2 separate regions of the Homo sapiens genome follow, and region 1 is linked to region 2. A link is a contact called in ENCODE Hi-C or POLR2A ChIA-PET data. All regions are on one chromosome and are shown on one strand. The core of a region is the stretch at or near the end of the contact, and the rest is flanking DNA. Distances in the headings are between cores, read along the strand shown.

Region 1 (5,623 bases), core at 1,623-4,122, 100 kb before region 2:
ATGTTTATGTTGTTGAATACTGGGATAAAATATAGAAAATATTAATTATTCATAATTCCTAATCCAAGCAGTGTTCCACTCAATAATTTGATCTATTTCCTATAGTTTGCTACTAACTTCGGGGCAGATCTCCAGAAAATAAATATTGATGGGGCTATGATGTCTCCATTTTGACTAAATATATTGTTATATAAAGTGGTAACGCCTTACAATTTAAGTGTGAGAAGGATGTGTGTGTGTGTGCGTGTGTGTGTGTGAGAGAGAGACAGAGAATATGAATATGAATATGACAATACTTTGGAGAAATGTGTCCATTAGAATTTTACCACAAGCCAGACTGAAAACATCAAAGATGTTTAAGTAAAGCCTGTTTAGTTCTTTGTGAATGTAATTTTGGAAAACAAACTAAAACATAAAGATAAAAGGTCCACATTTCCTTTCATATTTGCAAATAAGGCTTATTTCATGAATGGTGAAATCGCTTTGTGTAATTTGTAACCTCATTGTTGTCCTGGATTGCCTGCCATGCTGCCTGTGTTTATGTTGCTTCTCCCTATGGCATGTGCTCTGAGCAGACAAGGGTATAATTATAAATCTCCATCCACTAACAAGAACAATGGTTGCATCCAGCAACTCGACTCTCCCTTTGTGAAGCTCTACAGGGATACCGTCTTGAATGTCAAAGGTCTACAAATGTCATAGAAACAGCTGCCACCACTTCTTTGCATTAGGCATCTCTTTCAACATTTACTCATGGTATTGCCTTACCCATCTAGGCAGAAGCAAACCAAAATCCAGAGATTTTAAAATATGGTATCTATAATTACAAGAAACAACAAGAAACCAAAGAGGAATACAAATACAACCATGCCTTGTGTTTCAAGACTTTCTAGACTTGCTTAGAAAAAAAGAGACTAAATTTTTGTCTCTGGGCAAAGTTAGTCAGACGAGAAAGACAAACTTCACATGCAAGGTATACTTTTTGCTGTCTCCATTTTTATAAAAGCAAAGTTAATGAGGCTTTGATCTTTATTCCATAGTTATTAAGATTATTTTCCTAAATCTGAGATCATTGCAGAGATATACAAGGTAGTTCTGCCAAATCATTCATTCATTCCTTCACCAAACGTGGATACGAGTGTCTACTGAATGTCCAGTAAAAGCAGGAATACAGACATTGAAGGCTCATTTCATTGCCCTTAGTTTCTACATATCATAGCTGTGATGCATGGAATATTAAGGAAACCCCTAAATCTTTAACTGAGTTAATTCACAACTTACCAGAGCTATTTTCAATTCATGAAAATAAAGGCCAGGCGTGTAATCCCAGCACTCTGGGAGGCCAAAGTGGGTGGATTGCTTGAGCCTCAGGAGTTCAAGACCAGCCTGGGCAACATGATAAAACCCTGCCTCTACCAAAAATACAAATAAATAAATAAACTGGGCATGGTAGTGTCTGCGGTCCCACCTACTTGAGAGCTGAGATGGGAGGATCACTTGAGCCTAGGAGGTAGATGTTATAGTGACCAAGATCACCCCACTGTACTCCAACCTTGGTGACAAAGTGAGACCCTGTCTCAAAAAAGAGAAAAAGAAAAGAAAGATTTCTCAAGTCTAAGTTCAGTATTTAAGAAAAAATAAAAAGTAACATCATGGCTTTGAGCTTGATTTTACCTCTGTTTTAGACTAAGAAGTCTATTCAAATGGAGCCTATGGCCCTGTAACCTGGCTCTGGGAAAATGAACAAAGGAATGCAACATCACATCAGCACTGTGTATTTTTGGAAGGGTATTGCATTTTTCCTTTGTGGTGGATTGGTCCGTGCACTTGAAAATACATTCACAGTGGGAAGGCACCAACTCTGCTGCACATTTATAGTTGAATCTATTTTTTTTCCTGACAAATATTCAAGTGGGGGAGGAATTCCATGTGAATGCTCTAGTGCCTCCTTCCCTCTGATGAGTCTAAGTGCTAGATAAACAAACATTATTTCTAAAACCTCAAGGGGAATACTTGAAACTGGAGCAACGTAAGAGGAAAAGTGGGCAGAATGGATAGCTTCTAGGGAGACTGTGACATTTCTGAGTAATTACTGAGGGGTCTAGGGTCTGGGGGACAACGCTCCCATCAGCAGCCCTTTTGTTATTAAAAAAAATGAACATCTGAGCAATTTAATGGAAAGTGCTGTGAAAACACAGCTGCAAGCCTTACATTCTTACCAGATCACCTCCTCTAAGCTTTCCTATGTAGAAATTTTGAAGCTTTCCTGGTATCTCCTCACTAGGGGGTTAGGAAGTAAGTAAATACACTGCACTCTTGGTTTAGTGGTGGGAGATACATTAGGAAAGCGTCAGTGCACATGAAGAGACCCACAGGCTAACAGCCATCATTTACTGAGCATCTACTACGTGAGTCTCCTTCTGAGCGTTTCCACATCTATTATCTCTTTAAATTTCCCAACAACACTAAGGTAATGACAGCCTTTCCTGCTGACCTATGAAGGCCAGGCTGGGAGTTGTCCGATGACTTTTCCTGTATAATGTCACCCCAGGGGAAGACGTTACTCTGATTTTTCCACCTCATGTTTTTCCCTGGCAGTTGCTGTGAGAGAATGTTGTTTTTGGAGCTGAGTAGGCAAGTGGTGTGCATGATATGAAAAACCAAAAAAAAAAAAAAAAAAAAAATGCACCAAACCCCACAAACTTTCTGACAGAAAGCACTCGTCAATTTTAGCCTGTCTATGCAATGATCGAGGCCTTTTCCTACTGCTGGATATTTCTAAGTGAGAAGATCCTACCTCAGTTTTCAGCTGGGCTTTAGCTCTGCAAGAAGTGCTGCCCCAGTCAGCCTTGGGGAGATCAGTAGAGGATTAGTTAGCAGAGCAGCCACTGGAGGGCACTCCTGAAATCTAGAGGCTTCTTCCTCCCGAGGAAAGGGTTGCTGGAGTCCCTGCCTGAGACTGTGGGTTTAACAAAGAGAAGGAATGTCTGGGGGATAAGTCCCAGTGCACTCATTCTCTGGAAAAGGTCTGCTGTACATATTTGCCAAGTGATAAGGAACCTAGGAAATCAAAAACCATTTGACAATTTACAGTGTTCAAAGGTAGCTTCCTGACTCTTGAGTTACATAAATGGCTATGTTAAAAATAGGCAGCCAATATAATTGAGCAACCTTAAATGGCCTAGGATATGTACCATATGTGATAGCCATGAAAATAATCAAAAGAATAATTCAGTATAAATTAGGAATCATTCCCACTCCAGTGGACTCAGTCTTATGGAAGTGGCACATAGGAGAAACTTGGGATTCTGTGATTTGTGCTGTTCATGTACAGGTCTCTCTCTCCCTAGTGAAACTCAGCTCTTTAGTTTGGGAGCCTATACCGGATCTCTCTGATATCCCTCTCCAGCTCTAAACATATACTACGTAGTCACACTGATTGTCCGTTAAATACATTCAAGTCGTTATTTTCCTTATGACAAAATTCACAGTGAAAGGCCACGTGTCCACCAGAAGAATAAGGTGCAAATCTAAAGTGGGTTAGTGGCATTTTCTCAGGACAGAGTGCATGGGAGGACAACATAGCAATCCTGGAAGTTGACAGGGTAAAACTTTTGGACACTCTGACTCTGTGCTGTATGTACCTGTTTGCTTCTGCTTTGAAAATAACTAGTAATATACAAGATCCACTTGAACCACTGAATTTAGCAAAATCAGGCCAAACCAGACGTCTTTGCATTAATATTGTCATTTTGTTTTATATTACTTAAAAAGTCAAACTTTTTTTTTTTTAATCATTCCTTCTCTTGACTATCTGCTGCTCTCCTGTGATGTATATTGTGAAAAACACATTTTAAAACCAAGACAGATATCTCAAGATAGACATCATGTTCAGTTTCTAAGCTACAATTAAATCTCGTAGAATGGTAAGAGGTTTATATCAGACTGTTGACTGCTTTATATACATTACTTTCATTCGAGACTCATTTCATGGATGAGGAAACTGATGTTTACATAAGTCAAGGAACTTGACCAAGGTTACATAGTTATAAGAAGCTGAGCTAGGACCCTACAGGTCCATCTCAGAGACCTATGATGTTAATCATTATGCCATATGACCTGTCTTAGACTAGTTTAAGAAATAGCTTCTCAATTAACCTCTCTTCTTTTAAAAGTGTTCATAGGTTTTAATTCCTTTTTTTTCTGCTTAGGCAATACTTAATTTTTAAACTGTGCACATAGAAGATGAAATGGAAAAATGTATTCCAGATGTAGGTTTTATAGTTGCACATCTTGGATATGGTTGGTTACACATACACTACAAGCATGTGGTACACATCTATCTCATTTTTACTTTAGAAATACATTCTCAACAGGGGAAACTTGAAATACGCAAACTGTGGTCCTGATTCCACTTCAAAACGTCTGCTTTTATTGGGTTTACCCTGCAATCATGCAACTTTTGGCCAGAGTCAAATAGGGCAACTAAATTTTTTTCTTGAGTTTTACTTGGTATGGTTCACTGTAAATGCTTCCAACTAGTCCTAAAGACAGACTTTGTTCATTTGTTCTTCTATGAGTTTTATTCAGCAGAACCTTGGATAACAGCAGCTTAGCCAAACACTGTGGGGTAATCACTCTGCTCAGGACTGATTCCTGTGCAGTCAGTTCTTCTGCACATCTTGCCTTCAAGGTCTGCCAGCTGAATGCACTGTGTTTCCAACATTGCCCTCCAAACAGACCTTTCATAAGGAAAAGTCACTGCTACTTCATTAATTCCAGAAGATGGATGGTGAAGTCATATTGCTTTGATATGCTTTCAGACTCAGGCTGTTCATGGGAAGCTAGAACTCTCTGAAACAGAAAAGTTTTTAAATTCTGGCTACTTTTTCATAGGATTCTATTATGACACCTCAGAGGAATTTTTTTTATTTAAGTCTGTCATTTTAAAGGAAAATGGTTAGATGTGACTAGGGCTGTGAAAACACAGTAGCTACCAGTGCCTGGCAAAGTTTGTACTCTAACATATTTCTGCTAAAAAAAAAAAGAATATTTTCCATTATTGCCTTGGATTCTTTCATCTTTTCTTACATGTTAAGAAACTTAATATCTGAAGAGTGAGAAATAGCCATTTTAGTGTGAAATCATGCTGGGGTGGAAAGGCCAGCATATTTCTTATAGATTAGTATTATAGGAGAGTTTGGCCATTTTCCTGGGCAGAAGCAAGGAGTTGGCACCTTGGAATCAACTCTTAGCCATCTGAAGGCTTTGAGCCTTGGTGAGTTTTCCAACCACAGGGCATTAGCTTTCTGCAGCCTGGAATGGAGCGATCACTATCCCCAGAGAGCTGTCATGGGTGCAGGCAGTGCTCAGCTTGGCTTAGTTCTACCATGGTCCTGAACAGCCAGGCTCTAGGTTAAGCCAAATCCAGAAGTATCTTGTTTTATTTCACTTGCCACGTGTTTGAGAAGGATTAATCTCAGAATATGGCAGAAGCCTTAGCAAAGCAACTTTAGAAAACAGCATATATATGTGTGTGTGTGTGTGTGTGTGGAGAGAGAGAGACAGATCTGAGGCATGGGTTTTACTAATGTTATTATTTAAATAAACCCTTCCTTATGCT
Region 2 (5,332 bases), core at 1,639-4,138:
TGCCTGGGATTTTTTTGCATGATTCTTTTAAGGTGTCAAGCACTGGGTCTATGACAATGTAGATGAAGGAACATGCTTTGGAGGGAGAGATTTAGCCTAAACTTTTAAAGGACTTCTATCCAACCCACTCACTGTCCGTATAGACACAAAAAGAAAGGGACAAGAAACCAGATTACCCCAGGTGTGTACTACAAACATACAATAGTGGCTTTGGTTCTGGGAAAGTTCATCTTTGAGTAAGACACCCAGACTCACTGTTTATTTTAATGTAAACTATTAGAGAGAAAAATGTCTGGGAGAAATGTACTCAAAAAGCATCTGTTGAGAATAACCAGTCCTATGAAGTAATATTTAAATGCTGTGAAAAAAAATTCACAGAGCTTCAGGTCTCCCATTGCCCTTAGTCTTCATCAGTCTATTCCTATGTACACAAGTTTAAAATGTTGAGGACAGCCCTCCTAGGAAAGTCTCACTCAGAATTGACATTAGGTCCTGTACCTAGCAGCATCTGAATTCCCAGACTAATCTTAAGAATTCATGGACCTGATACTCAAAACTGAACATTCAGCATGGTAATCACATGAGATCTCAGGGTACATATACTTCCCCACCCAATCTCTCTTCCTCTCACACCCACATTAGGAACATATTGCACAGGTCAGGATGGACAAATTCTAGAGGACTCTGGGAATCATCTTCCGTATTTTGTTTGTCTGTTTGTTTTCAAAAAGTGACAAGAGGCTATAAGCCATGGATTTTCTAATTTTATAACTGGTTAAGTCCAAGCTTGGAATGCCAAGAGTCTTCATTCTCATTTTTCCAGTCCTGTTTACTACTCCAGAGTCAAGAAACTCTGCACACGGTGGTTGCTTATGATAGGAGTGAAGGGTAGATGTTTTGACACTCCGTCTCCTGTGGCCACAATCAAAGCATAGCAAGAAATTTCACTAGGGGCCCTGCTGCTCCTCTCACTACACTCCTACCTCATCAATAACAACATCTGTATTTAGTAATAAACATGCTAGGAAAATGTTAACGTGCTTCATAAATTATATTTCCATTTATTTGCAAAGAAAATTGAAGTGTGATAGGGTAGAAAACATGTTTTATACCACATGTAGGGAAGCAGTCAGAAGATTCATGTGAGCAACAAAGCTCAAGAAGATTGTCAGAACAAAAAAAATCATACCATTAAGAACATGAAAGACTCTACCTTTCAGCTCTGAGATGGACAGGGCCACTGATTTATTCCCAGAGTTGTTAATAAATGAATAAAAAAAAGAAACAGCAAATTTGTGGTAAAGTATCCCTGACTATGAGCCAATATACTTTGTAATGACCAGAAAATCTGCATTTTGAAAACCCTCTATGCAGCCATAGAAAAGAATAAGTTCATGCCATTTGCAGGGACATGGATGAAGCTGGAAACCATCATTCTCAGCCAACTAACACAGGAACAGAAAACCAAACACTGCATGTTCTCAGTCATAAGTGGGAGTTGAACAATGAGAACACATGGACACAGGGAGGGGAACATCACACACTGGGCCCTGTCGGGCGGTGGAGGGCAAGGGGAGGGAGAGCATTAGGACAAATACCTAATGCACGCGGAGCTTAAAACCTAAATTACAGGTTGACAGGTGCAGCAAACCACCATGGCACATGTATACCTATGAAACAAACCTGCACATACTGCACGTGTATCCCCAGAACTTAAAGTAAAATTAAAATAAATAAACACACTCATCAACATTAACAGTAAAAAAAAAAAAAAAAAAAAAAAAAAGAAAGAAAGAAAAAGAAAACCCTCAAGTTTCCTGTGGTCCCCTCACCACACTGCTCAGAACCAGAAAGAGTTTAAGACTTTGAATGGATTCATTTCTTAGAAAGCCTGGCTGTACATCTCTATATTTAGGGTTGATTTCTTTTATTGCACACAGTGAGAAGTTGATGGGAGGAGTGACGAGATGGCTGAGACTCCCCTTTCCTAAGCTTTTCTTGCCTTTGTAGAGTTGTAATGGGCAATTTCTTACCACATAATGAGAAAACGGACTTGAATCCATGCTACTCAAAGCGGACTGGCATCCCTGGGACTTGTTAGAAATATATATGCTAGGGCGTTTACCTCATACTTAGTGAAATTAGCATCTCTGGGCAGAGGACTCAACATTCAGTGTTGTGACCAGCACTGCTTTATGGCTACAGCAGTATTCCTCCTAGGACCATGCCGCCGTCAGAGTTATTTTGACCCTCTCTGGGAAGACAGCAAGCCTAAGTCAAGGTTTTACTCTATTCCACAAGAGCTTGTTCTCTAATGGAATTTACAAGTCTGGCCTTTCAAGTACAGTCCCAAAAATGGAATGCAAGACACAGGAAGGCAGAGAGGGGAAAAAGTCTGAGTGCCAAACAGAGAAGAATGACCTCTATGGCTAAATTGTTTTGTCTGCATCCTGTCTAAAGGCACCAAAATTTACAGAGAATAAACTAAAGGAAAGGGAAAAAAGTCTTGTAGCTCAATGATCTTTCTAGTTTGGAATAATTTTAAATTGAGCAATAATCTGAGCATATTTTCAGCCAGCATCTGTCTGTGTTCCACTTAGTTTCAGTCTGACTTTTACTCCCCTGGGTAATCAGCCCACACACAAGCAGGTTAGGAATGAAAAAAATAAAATAAAATAAACCCTGCTTATTTCATTTTCTGTTTCCCACATCTCCTTTTGTACATACATCAAAGCACAGCATGTGACAGAAATGCTTCCATAGCACCAAGGCAATAGATAGCACTTTGTATAGAAGGTTGGTGTGTCTTCTGTGCCTAGGTTCAAATTTTGGCTTTGCTACATACTGGCTATTTGAAATGTGGTAACTTACTCTCTGTAGCCTATCGCCCAGGCTAGACTGCAGTGGTGCAATCATAGCTCACTGCAGCCCCAAACCACTGGCCTCAAACGATCGTTCCAACCTTGGCCTCCCAAAGTGCTAGGATTACAAGGGTGAAACACCAACCTGGGCCCCTTGCTTCTTCTAAACTATCAACCTAACCATGTAAAAGGCAGAATCCCTTTGAGAACCTCATATGCCATGCTTCTTCCCATCACAGGGCCTTTGAATGTACTATCGTAGAAGTCAGCAGAGAAAGAAGAGAATCCAGGCTTCAGAGCCAGACAGCTTGAGCTCAATGCCTGGCTTCAGCCTTGCTGTGTATATGACATACAAGTTACTGAGTTATCCTCTCTGACTCTCAGTTCCCATATATGCAAAATAAGCATAATACCCATTTTACAGAGGTGTTGGGAATATTCCATGAGAAAATCCATGATTTACCTTTAGTGGTACTAAGACTTCTAATTGTCTATAACATCTATTGGCTTTAATCGAATGTTATACTAACAATTTTAAAATAAAACTAATGAAATACTTTCGAAATATTGTGTATTAATTTAGTTTATGACTCTTGAAACAAACTCCAAGTTTTAATGACCAACAAAAGAGATCTTTAGTGATTAATCCTGAATTTAAAGCAAGATTTCTCTAATTTCAAAGTCCATACATTTTCATCTTGAAATCAACCATATAATTAATAACAAAGATAAGGAGATAAAATAAAACAATGGCTTACGGTCTACACATTCTTTTCTGTCTAAGATGGCCCACTTGAAATTATAAGCAATTTAAATTAGAATTTTAAAAGCATATTCTCAGGTTTTAAAAAATCAGCTGTATTTGCTCCAGTGCTTCTTTATTTACTGAAGGAAGGAGGTCAGTAATTTGGGAGTCATAGAGAAGCTGAAGTGTGTTTCCTTCTTAATTTTTACATGGGCTGAAATGTTTTCAAGGGCTGGAAGACGGCGTGGTGACAGGAAGACAACGTGGTGTGCAGAGAGAAGATTGAACTGTACATGAAGAAATCTGAGTTCAAACTGCAGTTCCCACCAGCTGGAATCCACAGGGCAAGTCATTTAATTGCTCTGAAGACATAACCGCCTCCTCTCAAAATGAGGGGTTGGCTTAGCTAACTGCATAGGCTCCTTCCAGCTTTATATTTTGCTGGTCTTGAGAATTGTTAGGGAAGATCACAGTGACTCCAAAAAGAGAAGATCAGATCTCCTATCCCATCAAAGAACCTATCTACCGTTTCAGACATTTTAAATGCCAAACCCATACATCTAATAAAAAAGCTTTTTTTCTGAACTCTGGTTTTTAAAATGTATAACTTCAAGAAAAAGATAAATCTGCGCAAGAAACATATGACACAAATATAATGCATTTTATCAGCATATGTTCCATCCCTAGTGGTCACGTTTATTAGAGATTTAGGCTGAGCCAGGGTTGGCTGTGTTCTCAGAAGTACGGGGATGGGTCTTGCAGAACCTCTGCACTCCGGGGTCTCAGGGCAGCTAGTGCTGAAACGTGACCAGAAAGAGTGAGGACATGAAGAGTGCCATGTCTTGCCCTTAATGACTCTTGGTGGTTTCACCAGAAAGACAGAGGGAAGCGGTATTCAGTCTGGAGGAAAGAAGTGGGTCAGTCTCCCCACAGTCGTAACACATGCATCACAGTCCTCTTATGCTTTCATCTGTCAGGAATGGGCCTTCATGTTGTTGTTACACTTTGACCTAATGAAGAGAAAAATGACTCAGAATAAATGAATCTTCCCACTAATAAATGATTTCTTAATTTCGTGGTGCCATGGGCTTTTTTGAGAATCTGAGGAATGTGGCTCTTCTTCTCCCACAAAATACACATAAGCACAAAATTGTGCACACAGCTTCAAGGGCTTCCTAGACTCCTTCATGCCCATTCTCATTCTTCAGGGGCTAACAGGGAAAGAATCCTTCATCTAAATGAAGGAAAATTAAGAGTTTATGAAAACAGACACAATTTGAGCACATCACAAATGTGGTATAAGCCTGTTTTTCCATCAAATATGTCAAGTCTGAAAAAAACCGAAGACATGTCTTAATCAAATTTGTAGTCTCATCAGCATGGTGCCCTGCTCATTGGTTACAGTCGACACTTTGAATCATGGTCATTGAGAAAAGACAGAGTGGGCAGGAAGAGAAAGAGGCAAGGAAAAGGAATGATTTAAGGATTTCTGTGGAAAATGTTATTTCAAAAAAATACTTCTGAGGTTAAAGGGAAGCAGAATAAAAGACTTTCTAGTTACCAGTGAAGTCAGAGAGACACAAATATGAATCCTGCTCCTTCCTCATAGCAGCTAAATGACCTTGGGTAAGTTCCTCTCTGCACCTCAGCTGTTTTCTCTGTGAAATGGGGTTAATAAGAGTATCTACCTCACAGGGTTATTGTGAGGCTGGAAGGAGCTAATAGC

What was found. Hi-C counts contacts between places; a loop is a spot of excess contacts on that map. ChIA-PET counts read pairs that join two places held with the same protein, here RNA polymerase II (POLR2A). Pooled maps may share reads with other maps.
Region 1: a map of chondrocyte shows a loop between it and region 2 (2.0-fold over the local background). The contact joins two enhancer-like sites. A Hi-C loop is called at or near these places in 4 of 168 maps with a recorded cell type or tissue (Calu3, cardiac septum, chondrocyte and 1 more) and 2 of 50 pooled maps. POLR2A ChIA-PET finds 5 or more read pairs at or near these places in 5 of 52 experiments (A549, AG04450, GM12878 and 2 more).

What each region holds. Positions count from the first base shown.
Region 1 is chr2:40,241,904-40,247,526 of GRCh38, forward strand. All of the region lies in intron 2 of SLC8A1 (solute carrier family 8 member A1), which reads right to left. The region is part of intron 3 of SLC8A1-AS1 (SLC8A1 antisense RNA 1); the gene reads left to right. Among named protein-coding and RNA genes, the nearest start is that of SLC8A1, 210 kb to the right of the region's middle. RefSeq lists an enhancer at 357-907. Within about 2 kb of position 2,873, at least 8 of the 41 ENCODE cell types and tissues checked have a DNase peak (open chromatin) inside an H3K27ac peak, as active enhancers do.
Region 2 is chr2:40,344,288-40,349,619 of GRCh38, forward strand. The region is part of intron 2 of SLC8A1 (solute carrier family 8 member A1); the gene reads right to left. Among named protein-coding and RNA genes, the nearest start is that of SLC8A1, 110 kb to the right of the region's middle. Within about 2 kb of position 2,889, at least 5 of the 41 ENCODE cell types and tissues checked have a DNase peak (open chromatin) inside an H3K27ac peak, as active enhancers do.